Linked DNA regions of Homo sapiens: region 2 is linked to region 1. A link is an interaction called in ENCODE POLR2A ChIA-PET data of the cell type or tissue named here. Cell type or tissue: Panc1. All regions are shown on one strand. Links, peaks and the distances in the headings refer to the core of each region. The heading gives the core; the rest is flanking DNA.

Region 1 (5,373 bases), core at 184-5,183:
GTTGTCTTGCAGGTCTTTAGACTTAATTTTTTCTTTTCTTAGAGACAGGGTCTTACTCTGTTGCCTAGGCTGGAGCACAGTGGCGCAATCATCTCACTGAAACCTCAAACTCCTGGGCTCAAGCAAACAATCCCCTGGCCTCAGCCTCCCTAGTAACTGGGAATATAAGCATAAGCCACCATACCTGGCTTATTTATTTATTTATTTATTTATTTATTTATTTTTGACGGAGTCTCGCTCTGTCGCCCAGGCTGGAATGCAGTGGCACAATCTTGGCTCACTGCAACCTCTGCCTCCCAGACTCAAGCAATTCTCTGCCTCAGCCTCCTGAGTAGCTACGATTACAGGCGCCTGCTATCACGCCCGGCTAATTTTTTTGTATTTTTAGTAGAGACGGGGTTTCACCATCTTGGCCAGGCTGGTCTTGAACTCCTGACCTCGTGATCCACCCACCTCAGTCTCCCAAGTGCTGGGATTACAGGCATGAGACACCACGCCCAGCCTGCCCGGCTAATCTTTAAAATTATTTTTTTGTAGAAACAGGGGTCTGTGTTGCTCACGCTGGTCTAAAACTCCTGGCCTCAAGCAATCCAGCCACCTCAGCCTTTCAATGCACTGGGATTACAAGCATGAGCCACCATGCCCGGCCTAGACTTAACAGTAATGGTATTATATCATATACATCCCTCTGTGATAGCAAGCTTTAACCATGGAAACACATTTTGCTCTAATTCATGCATTTTCACTGGTGTATAGTACTCTACTCATGAATATATTCAAACTGATCTACCCTTCTTCTATTTAGAATCACTGATGTTTTTCTGTTTTTTGGCTAGTGTGCTTTAACATTCTGTACACATGTAGAAGGGTTTCTCTACAGTTTCTGCTGAAGAGTAAAATTACTGGTCTCTACGCTATGCACTTTGCAAACTTTGTAAGATACTATAATGTCAATTTCTTTCCCAAAGCACTTGTCCCAATGTCCTCTCCCACCAGCAGTGTATAAGAGTCTCTATTCTAGCCTGGGCAATATAGCAAGACCCCAGTTTTACAAAAAATTAAAAAATTAGTCAGGCATATTGGCATACTTGTAGTCCCACCTGTTTGGGAGAGTGAGGCAGGAGGACTGCTTGACCCCAGGAGTTTGAGGCTACAGTGTGCCATGTTCGCACCACTGCACTCCAGCCTGGGCAACAGAACAAGATCCTGTCTCCAAAAAAAAAAAAAAGTGTCTATTGTTCTTTATCTTCTTGGTATTGCCAGACTTTTACATTTTTCTCAATTTGAAGGTGGTGAAATGGTATTTCATTACAGCATAAATTTGTATTTCCATCATTACTATAAGAGAGATTAGATATTTCCTCTATGTTTACTGGCCATTTAGTTAGGTACACCTTTTCATAAATTTTGCCCATTTTCTTTTTCTTTTTTTTTCTTTTTGAGACAGAGTCTTTCTCTGTTCCCCAAGCTGGGGTGCAGTGGCACGATCTTGGCTCACTACAACCTCTGCCTCCTGGGTTCAAGCGACTCTCATGCCTCAGCCTCCCAAGGAGCCGGGACCACAGGCATTTGCCACCACGCCCGGCTAATTTTTATACTTTTTAGTAGAGATGGGGTTTCACCATGTTGGCCAGGCTGGTCTCAAACTCCCAGCCTCAAGTGATCTGCCTACCTCGGCCTCCCAAAGTGGGGATTACAGGTGTGAGCCACCATGCCTGACCAGTTGTTGTCTTTTTCTTTTCTTCTCTTTTTTCTTTTTCTTTTCTTTTTTTTTTTTTGGAGGCAGAGTCTCCCTCTGTCCCCAGGCTGGAGTGCAGTGGCACGATCTCGGCTCACTACTACCTCCACCTCCCAGGTTCAAGCAATTCTCCTGCCTCAGCCTCCTGAGTAGCTGGGATTACAGGCGCCTGCCACCACACCCGGCTAATTTTTGTATTTTTAGTAGAGACGGGATTTTGCCATGTTGGTCAGGCTGGTCTTGAACTCCTGACCTCGGGTGATCCACCTGCCTCGGCTTCCCAAAGTGCTGGGATTACAGGCATGAGCCACCATGCCCAGCCGTCTTTTTCTTACTGATTTGTGAGAGATAAATAGTCTGGACACTGTCCTTCGTCAGTTGTCTTCTGGGCCTCAGGCTGATGTCAACCAGCCAGGACTTCAGTGTCCACCTCTATACTCTGAACCCATATATCCAACTGCCTGGTGGACAGTGCCACTTGATCATCCCACAGGTTCCTCAAACTCAATTTGTCCATAATAGGCCCGGCATCCACCACCATCAAACCTGCTGTTCCTCCTGGACTCCACACCAGTGCTCAATCCTGAAATCTGAGCACCAGCCTTGACTGCTACCACTCTTCACTTCCTTTCCACTCCTGGTCCAACCCAATACCAAATCTTGCCAGTTCCTCCTCCTAGTCTTCCATTACCACGTGCTACCCCCGACCCACCTCTCAAGGCTTATCTCTATCTGCTAATTCCCATAAAAATCTCTGAGTCCTGACCGGGCGCAGTGGCTCACGCCAGTAATCCCAGCACTTTGGGAGGCCAAGGCGGGCGGATCACAAGGTCAGGAGATCGAGACCATCCTGGCTAACGTGGTGAAACCCCGTGTCTACTAAAAACACAAAAAATTAGCCAGGCGTGGTGGCGGGCGCCTGTAGTCCCAGCTACTCGGGAGGCTGAGGCAGGAGAATGGCGTGAACCTGGGAGGCGGAGCTTGCAGTGAACCCAGATCGCGCCACTGCACTCCAGCCTGGGCGACAGAGCAAGACTCCATTTCAAAAAAAAAAAAAAAAAAAAAAAAAATCTCTGAGTCCCGCCATTTTGACTCTCAGGTCCCATAAAGTGCCAACTCGCCACACTTTCAACCCACTGGCTTTCACATGTCCTAGGCTCCAAGTCTGGAATATTCTTCCTTCATCTCCCCCAACGACTCCTCCTGGCTGAATCCTAGTCATCCTTCAGGTCTCTTAGATGCTTCTTCCTCTGGGAACGCTTCCCTAACCCCTCCAGCTAAGCAAGGCGCCCCTGTTCCTCTTTCCTATAGCCCCTGGTGCTCCTCACTCCCCTTCCGTCATACCTATCAGAGAAGGAGGGAATCACATCTGCCTCGCTCTCACCACTGCTTCCCCAACACGTGGTGCAGAATAAGCAGAGTCAACAAATACGGTTTTAATGAGCAAAAGGAGGCAGGAGACTGTTTCAGCAACATAAGGCCCAAAATAATAGGACCTTGAATTAAAGTAGAGGCAGTGGGAGGGACAGATGTGGGTGGATTAGGAAGATTAGGCAGACTTGATGGGATTTGGGAAGTAATTGGATGTGAGGGGTTAGGAACAGGGAGATTAAAGATTAAAGGATGAGAGAGACCCTGGCTTTTGGCTTGGATACCTGAGGTCACCAAAATGGCGGGCGAACAGGAGAGCACCGGAAGGCTGTACAGTGCCAACGTCGTCAGCGGGAGAGAGAATCAGCATAAGCCTCAAGGGAAAAGTTTCACAAAGACGAAAGAGCAATTGTGTGGCTACAGCATTTGGGAATGAGGACATTCCCCGTCCCCACCCTGAGAGATAAAGGGTACAGAGGATGCAAAGTGTCTCCTGGAGAGGGCAAGACGAGGAGTAAAGGCTTCCTGCAAGACCCACGGGGCAGGGCAAGTACTCAGGAAAGACGCTGGGGAGCTGGAAATGAGACTTGCAGAAAGTTCTGTGAAAAGGTGGAAAAGAAAGGAGAAAACCCGAGAAACTATATTGGGAAGAAGACTCAGTACACACAAGTATATGGAAATACCCAAATACACCCTTCCCCAATTTTCTGACCTATACAAATTTTATCTATTTAAGGCCGGGTGCAGTGGCTCACGCCTGTAATCCCAGCACTTTGAGAGGCCAAGGCGGGCGGATCACGAGGTCAGGAGATCGAGACCATCCTGGCTAACATGGTGAAACCCCGACTGTACTAAAAATACAAAAAATTAGCCTGGCGTGGTGGCAGTGGGTGCGTGTAGTCCCAGCTACTCGAGAGGCTGAGGCAGGAGAATGGCGTGAACCCGGGAGGCGGAGCTTGCAGTGAGCTGAGATCGCGCCACTGCACTCCAGCCTGGGGGACACAGCAAGACTCCATCTCAAAAAAAAAAAGTTATCTATTTCAAATGCTAAGCTTGTAGACACTAAAAATGAAAATACCTAATGAGAGAGGTTGCGATAGAACTGGTACACTAGCAGGAAAAAAAAAAAAAAAAGCACAAAAAGGTTTTGGTTGTTTGTTTTGAGACAGAGTCTCACTCTGTCGCCCAGGCTAGAGTACAATGGTGCAATCAAAGGTCATGGCAGCCTCAACCTCGCAGGCTCAAGCGATCCTCCCACCTCAGCCTCCCAAGTAGCTGGGACCATAGGCCCAACTTTTTTGATAGAGACAGGATCTGGCTGTGTTACCAAGGCTGGTCTCAAACTCCTGGGCTCAAGCATTCCTCCCACCTTGGTCTCCCAAAGTGCTGGGATTATAGGCATGAGCCACCACACCAGCCACAAAAATCTTTTGAAAACAAACTGACTGGCCAGGAGCAGTGGCTCACGCCTGTAATCCCAGCACTTTAGGAGGCGGAAATGGGTGGATCACTTGAGGTCGGGAGTTTGAGACCAGCCTGGCCAACTTGGCGAAACCCCATCTCTACTAAAAATACAAAAATTAGCCGGGTGCGGTGGTGCGTGCCTGTAATCCCAGCTACTCAGGAAGCTGAGGCAGGAGAATCGCTTGAACCGGGAAACAGAGGTTGCAGTGAGGCAAGATCACACCACTGCTCTCCAGCCTGGGCCACAGAGCGAGACTCTGTCTCAAAAAAAAAAAAAAAAAAAGAAAGAAAAAAAGAAAACAAATTGACTATCTGTATTGCAAGATATATTTTTTAAAATGTTTTAATATTATAATCATTAATATCATAATCACGACCATGCCTGGCTAACTTTGTATCTTTTTTAGTAGAGACGGGGTTTCACCATATTGGCCAGGCTGGTCTCGAACTCCTGACCTTAGGTGATCCACCCGCCTCGGCCTCCCAAAGTGTCGGGATTACAGGCGTGAGCCACCAGGCCTGACCCTGCTCTGCTATTTCTACCATGACAATTTATTCAGCTTCATCAAAAACTTATTTACAGTCCAGTTCCTTACCCACTGTAGATTCTAGTCCACCATGGCATGCACACTCTTGAAGACACTCTCAGGATACCCTTGTCTTTCTCTCCTGGTAAACCTCAACCATACCATCCTCCTATTCTTGGCTTGCACACAACTGATACCAGTGACTACTAGTGTTTACCGAACACTTACTATATGCTAGGTGCTGTTTTAAGTACTTTTTTTTAATTTTATTAT
Region 2 (5,373 bases), core at 150-5,149, 230 kb before region 1:
TGGGTGCGGTGGCTCATTCCTGTAATCCCAGGACGTTGGGAGGCCAAGGCAGGAGGATCACTTGGGGCCTGGAGTTCGAGAACAGTCTGGGCAACATAGCAAGACCCTGTCTCTACAAAAAATGTTTTAAAATTAGCTGGCTGTGGTGGTGTGTGCCTTGTACTCCCAGCTGTTCAGGAGGCTGAGGCAGGAGGATCATTCAAGCCCAGGAGTTTGAGGCCACAGTGAGCTATGATTGCACCACTGAACTACATCCTGAGTGACAGAGTGAGACCCTGTCTCAAAAAATCTAAAATACAAAAATTGAGCACTTCCTCAAACCCTCAGCAGGAAGCCAGCCCCTGCTCAGAAGGCCTCCAAAACTCCACAGTGGAGGCTGAGACTCCAGGATGTGGACAGGAAGAGAGGCAAAGAGTAGATATTAACTTTCATGACTCCATAGAGTTGCCTGGGGCCTTGGTGGGGCAGGTGGAGGTCTGCAAATCTGGAGTCTTAGATTCCAGGGCTCTGACAGTAAGGCTTTCCCTCTCCTGTGTACCTAGAGATTGTGCGAGCCATGACCTATGTCATCAACCAGGGCCTGGCCCTATACTGGGGGACATCCCGATGGGGGGCTGCAGAAATCATGGTGAGTGTGTGACCCCACCTTGCCCCTGTCCCACAACTGGTTCCCACTTTTCACGTGGTTACTCCAAAGCCCACTGCACTGGGGGAGAAGGCAGAGAAGAAAACGGAAGTAGTGCTCTGACCACTTTCTTTTCCCCAACCCCAACCCAGGAGGCCTACTCCATGGCCAGACAGTTCAATCTGATTCCTCCAGTGTGTGAACAAGCGGAGCACCATCTGTTTCAGAGGGAGAAGGTGGAGATGCAGCTGCCAGAGCTCTACCACAAGATTGGTTTGCAGCCCTCATCCCTGCCTTTACCTTAGCCTCATCCATGGCTAGGTCCTTTTCCTGACACCCAGTGTTCTTCCCTTAGGAGTTGGATCAGTCACTTGGTACCCTCTAGCCTGTGGTCTCATTACTAGCAAGTATGATGGGCGAGTCCCAGATACTTGCAGGGCCTCCATCAAGGTGAGATCTGGGGGCTCTCGATGGCAGGACTGGGCTATATGGGCTGCTTTGGGGGGAGTTACGGGGGGCTGCTTTGTGAGTGTGGTGGTGGTGGTGGTGATGGCGGGGTCTTCTGTTGATTCTTCTTGGCCTCCAGGGCTACCAGTGGCTCAAGGACAAAGTGCAGAGTGAAGATGGCAAGAAGCAACAAGCCAAAGTCATGGACCTTCTTCCTGTCGCTCACCAGCTGGGCTGCACCGTGGCCCAGCTTGCTATTGGTGAGACATTGCACCCTGCAGGGGCCCTGTCTCCTCCTGACATGCTCCCAAGCCCATCCTAAAACTGGTTTGTCCCTAGGGAGGACGCTTGTCTTCAGAGACACTTCTGAAATCTATGTGGTCACTGTTCCCCATCAGTCCTCTTTTTTTCCTCCTCTGGCCCCAGCGTGGTGTCTCCGCAGTGAGGGTGTCAGCTCTGTCTTGCTGGGGGTGTCGAGTGCGGAGCAGTTGATAGAACACCTGGGCGCGCTACAGGTGAGCCGGGGACTCAGAGGCAGAGCCTATCTGTCCCCCTCCCCAGGAGTCAAAGCCACGCTATCCAACCCAGGATGGCTCTATCAGGTCACCCACTACAAAGTCCTCACTTTGCAGGTGAGAGGTCCCAGGGCCGGAAAGCGAGGCACCGGCACAGCTGCGGCTCTTGCCTTGCCACTTGACCCCACTGTGGTGCTTCCCCGGCTACTGGAACCCCATGCCCTTTCTCAGTGACCCAGCATGGGCTGCCGTCGCCACCGTCCCACTCTCCTCCAGGTGCTGAGCCAGCTGACCCCGCAGACAGTGATGGAAATAGACGGGCTCCTGGGAAACAAGCCGCATTCCAAGAAGTAGTCTGTCGCGGGCGCAGGGACCCAACCCGGTGTCGCTGCACCCGCCCGAGCCCCGCTCCTCGCAGCCGCCTCTCCCGCTCCGGATCCCTCCACGCAGCGGCCGGAGCCAGACTAGCCCCGCCCACCAACGAGTCCCGGCTTCGAGTAGTGATACGCATGAACAAAGCCATATCCTTTTGCAGTGGGGTCGAGAGAGAAAGTAGCACGCCCGCCCCCTGCTGCGTCTTTCTAGGCCCTTCTTGCAAATCCCGGGCATGAGCTACTCGCCGTCGGCTCTCTGCCACTTCGTCTCGCTCCCTACTCTCCTCCCCTTATTCCCGAGGCCCAGAAAAGAAAACAAAAACAAAAACCCAGCACATACAAGAAACATACAGTGTACCTCAAAAGGGGCCCTTGAAATGTCATCAAAGGGTAATAACCTAGTGAGTGAGTTGTGATGTCATCTGGAACATAGGAAATGGGGCTCTTAGCGTATTCGGTACGAAGGAAGCCAGGCTGGTCCTGGCAGGAAGTAAATGATAATCTTTGGGAAACCAGGACCCTGCCTCCCAGCCCAGAGGTGGAGGAGGGCGGTCAGGGTGGGGTCTACAGTGGCACAGCACTGACAAAGGTAGAGGGAAATGTAATAGCACATCTACGCTGCAGTCTGGTGAAAGTGGCCGGGGTGGTCCTTGGAAAACAGTTGGGCTGTTCTTGGCAGGAATTAGTGACAGCCTTTCCGTCACGGGCAGGGACGCCTTGATTTAAAAAAAATAAATAAATAAAACGTCTGGGTATAGACTTTTGAGCCTTGAGCAGGGCCTCCTACCTGGCAGTGGGGAACTGCAGTCTTCCTCCTGGCAATAAACCTAAAGCAATAATGATGGCCCCTTCTCTGTAAGACTTCCCAGGTAACTGTAAATAAACCTCAGCTTGATCCTCACAGTGTCTAAAGTTGCAGGGGCTTGGGAGGTTAGGGTCACAGTCTCACTTGTCTGGCCCTCTCGCCCCCTAACATTAGAAATCTGCTAGCATTAGCTTTCTCTCCATTGCTCATTCACCTTGGTGACCCAGGCATCGGGCTCCTAGTCACTGTTCTCATCAAGGACCAAGACACCAGATACCCCAGGCCCCAGTTTTCTTCCTTCAGCTACCACATTCCTTAGAACCCAGAAATCTGGCTTCATAATTTTGTTCCTCCTCTTTCTATGAAAGACTTAGCTATCTGCCTTTATTTGTTTGTATTTAAAGTAATATTAGCCATACTTGTTCCTTGTACTTCTCATTTCTCTCTCGCTGGACACCCACACATATGCCAAGGAACCTGTGGCTGAGGGGGAGATGCTGTTCTGAGGTTGAGGCTTTGTGATTTGGTGGAGAGGTAAAGTGAAGAATGGTCTGAGGTTGAGGGAATACAGAGAGAAGGAAAGATGTTATCATTTCACTGGAACAGAATTGGGTGGAAAGTTACAACCTTAAAGATCACAAGGTAGAGGAGGATGAGCTCTGCCTTCCTTAAATACAACCTGCCCATCTCCCTTCTACCCGTCCTCATCCCGCCTTGATCCAAAAGCTGGGCAAGCAAAGTAAAACCAATTTCCAAAAGAGAAAAGTCAGCAGCATGCCATTTACTGGATTAGCAGCCAACTGCATCAACTAATTAATACTTAAATCCACCCCATCATCTCCCACTCATTTTGCAAGACTGTGGAGGAAACAAAGAAGTAAAATATATTACTAAACTATGATTAGTTATTCTGTAACATACGAGAATTTATCAATCCCAAATAGGATTCTCCTTAAATAGTTATCTTAGAGGGTTATACACTTATTTTAATGAACCTGTCCCATTGCTCAAAATATTAAAAACAAACAAACACCATTCCTCCTAGAATTACCTTCAGAGAGAGTTTGGAAACGCCTTGATTTAAAAAAAAAAAAACAAAAAAAAAAGCCTTCCTTTATTGTCACGCCTCCTTTGTATATGGACATTTGCCATATTTATCACCCACCTCATTCATTAATTTAGCAAGTATTTGTCTATTGAGTCCTATTATGGTATAGCACAGGGATACAAGGGTGAACAAAACCAGACTCAGAACCTTCATATATCTTGCTGAGGAGAGAGACAATCACAGAACCACCAAATAAATACAAACTTCTTGTCCAAAGTCCAGAGGAAAGCACATGGTATTACTGAGTCTGTAGTGGTTATTTGACATGGTGAGGTTACGCTGAGAGCTGAAGCATGAATAGGTGTTAATAAGGGTTAAGCAAGAGGGTTAAGAGCATATGCTAAGGCCTGTGGCAGAAAAGAACATACAAGCCAAAAGTACCCAAAGCCAGAGTGTCTAGAGAGGAACAGAACAGAAAGTGAGACATGGGTAATGGCTGGGTGCGGTGGCTCACGCCTGTAATCCCAGTACTTTGGGAGGCTGAGGCTGGTGGATCACTTGAGGTCAGGAGTTTGAGACCAGCCTGGCCAACATGGCGAAAACCTATCTCTACTAAAAATAAAAAATAAAAATAAAAATAAAAATTAGCCAGGCATGGTGACACCCACCTGTAGTCCCAGCTACTCAGAAGGCTGAGGCAGGAGAATCACTTGAGCCCAGGAGGCAGAGGTTGCAATGAGCTGAGATTGCACCACTGCATTCCAGCCTGGGCGACGGAGCAAGACTCTGTCTGGAAGGAAGGAAGGAAGGAAGGGGTAAGTTCAGAACACACAGGGACTTACAGGGCACATTACAATGTTATATTTATCTAGGCTGGGCGCAGTGGCTCACACCTGTAATCCAAGCACTTTGGGAGGCCAAGGCAGGTGGGATCACTTGAGCCCAGGGGTTCAAGACCAGCCTGGACAACATGGGGAGACCCCATCTCTACAAAAATACAAGAATTAGCTGAGCATGGTAGCTCATACCTGTGTAGTCCCAGCTACTCGGAGCCTGAGGTAGGTAGGTGGCTTGAGTCTGGGAGATCAAGGCTGTAGTGAGCCAAGATTATGCCACTACACTCCAGCCTGATGCTCAGAGCAAGCTCCTGTCTCAAAAAATATATTTATCATACAGGGAAAAAAAAACAGTAGGAAACCCTCTATATCCGTTATCTATTGATACACAACAAATCACCACCAAAGTTAATGGCCTGAGATAACTTTTTATTTATTTTTATTTTATTTTATTTGAGATGGAGTCTCGCTCTGTCACTCAGGCTGGAGTACAGTTGCATGATCTCAGCTCATTGCAACCTCCCTCTCCCGGGTTCAAGCGATTCTCCTGCCTCACCCTCCTGAGTAGCTGGGACTACAGGCGAGTGCCACCATGCTCAACTAATTTTTTGTATTTTTAGTAGAGACAGGGTTTCACCATCTTGGCCAGGCTGGTCTTGAACTCCTGGTGATCCACCTGCCTCGGCCTCCCAAAGTGCTGGGATTACAGGCGTGAGCCACCAC

The links. Peaks named below come from ENCODE experiments on the same cell type or tissue, not always from the same donor. Only the 100,000 strongest peaks of a DNase experiment are listed, where the experiment ranks them.
Region 2: POLR2A ChIA-PET joins it to region 1 with 10 read pairs; 13 of 35 experiments call an interaction of 5 or more read pairs at or near these places.

What each region holds. Positions count from the first base shown.
Region 1 is chr17:7,693,726-7,699,098 of GRCh38, reverse strand. The region is part of intron 4 of WRAP53 (WD repeat containing antisense to TP53); the gene reads right to left. Among named protein-coding and RNA genes, the nearest start is that of WRAP53, 7.9 kb to the right of the region's middle. In Panc1, for the core only: no CTCF peak of the experiment used is centred there; no DNase peak of the experiment used is centred there.
Region 2 is chr17:7,919,670-7,925,042 of GRCh38, reverse strand. It overlaps KCNAB3 (potassium voltage-gated channel subfamily A regulatory beta subunit 3), which reads left to right. Exons shown (of 14, transcript NM_004732.4): 9 at 543-628; 10 at 778-898; 11 at 981-1,075; 12 at 1,212-1,332; 13 at 1,499-1,587; 14 at 1,864-3,184. The coding sequence ends at 1,941. Among named protein-coding and RNA genes, the nearest start is that of RNF227, 6.1 kb to the right of the region's middle. In Panc1, for the core only: no CTCF peak of the experiment used is centred there; no DNase peak of the experiment used is centred there; H3K4me3 peaks cover 923 bases; H3K27ac peaks cover 635 bases.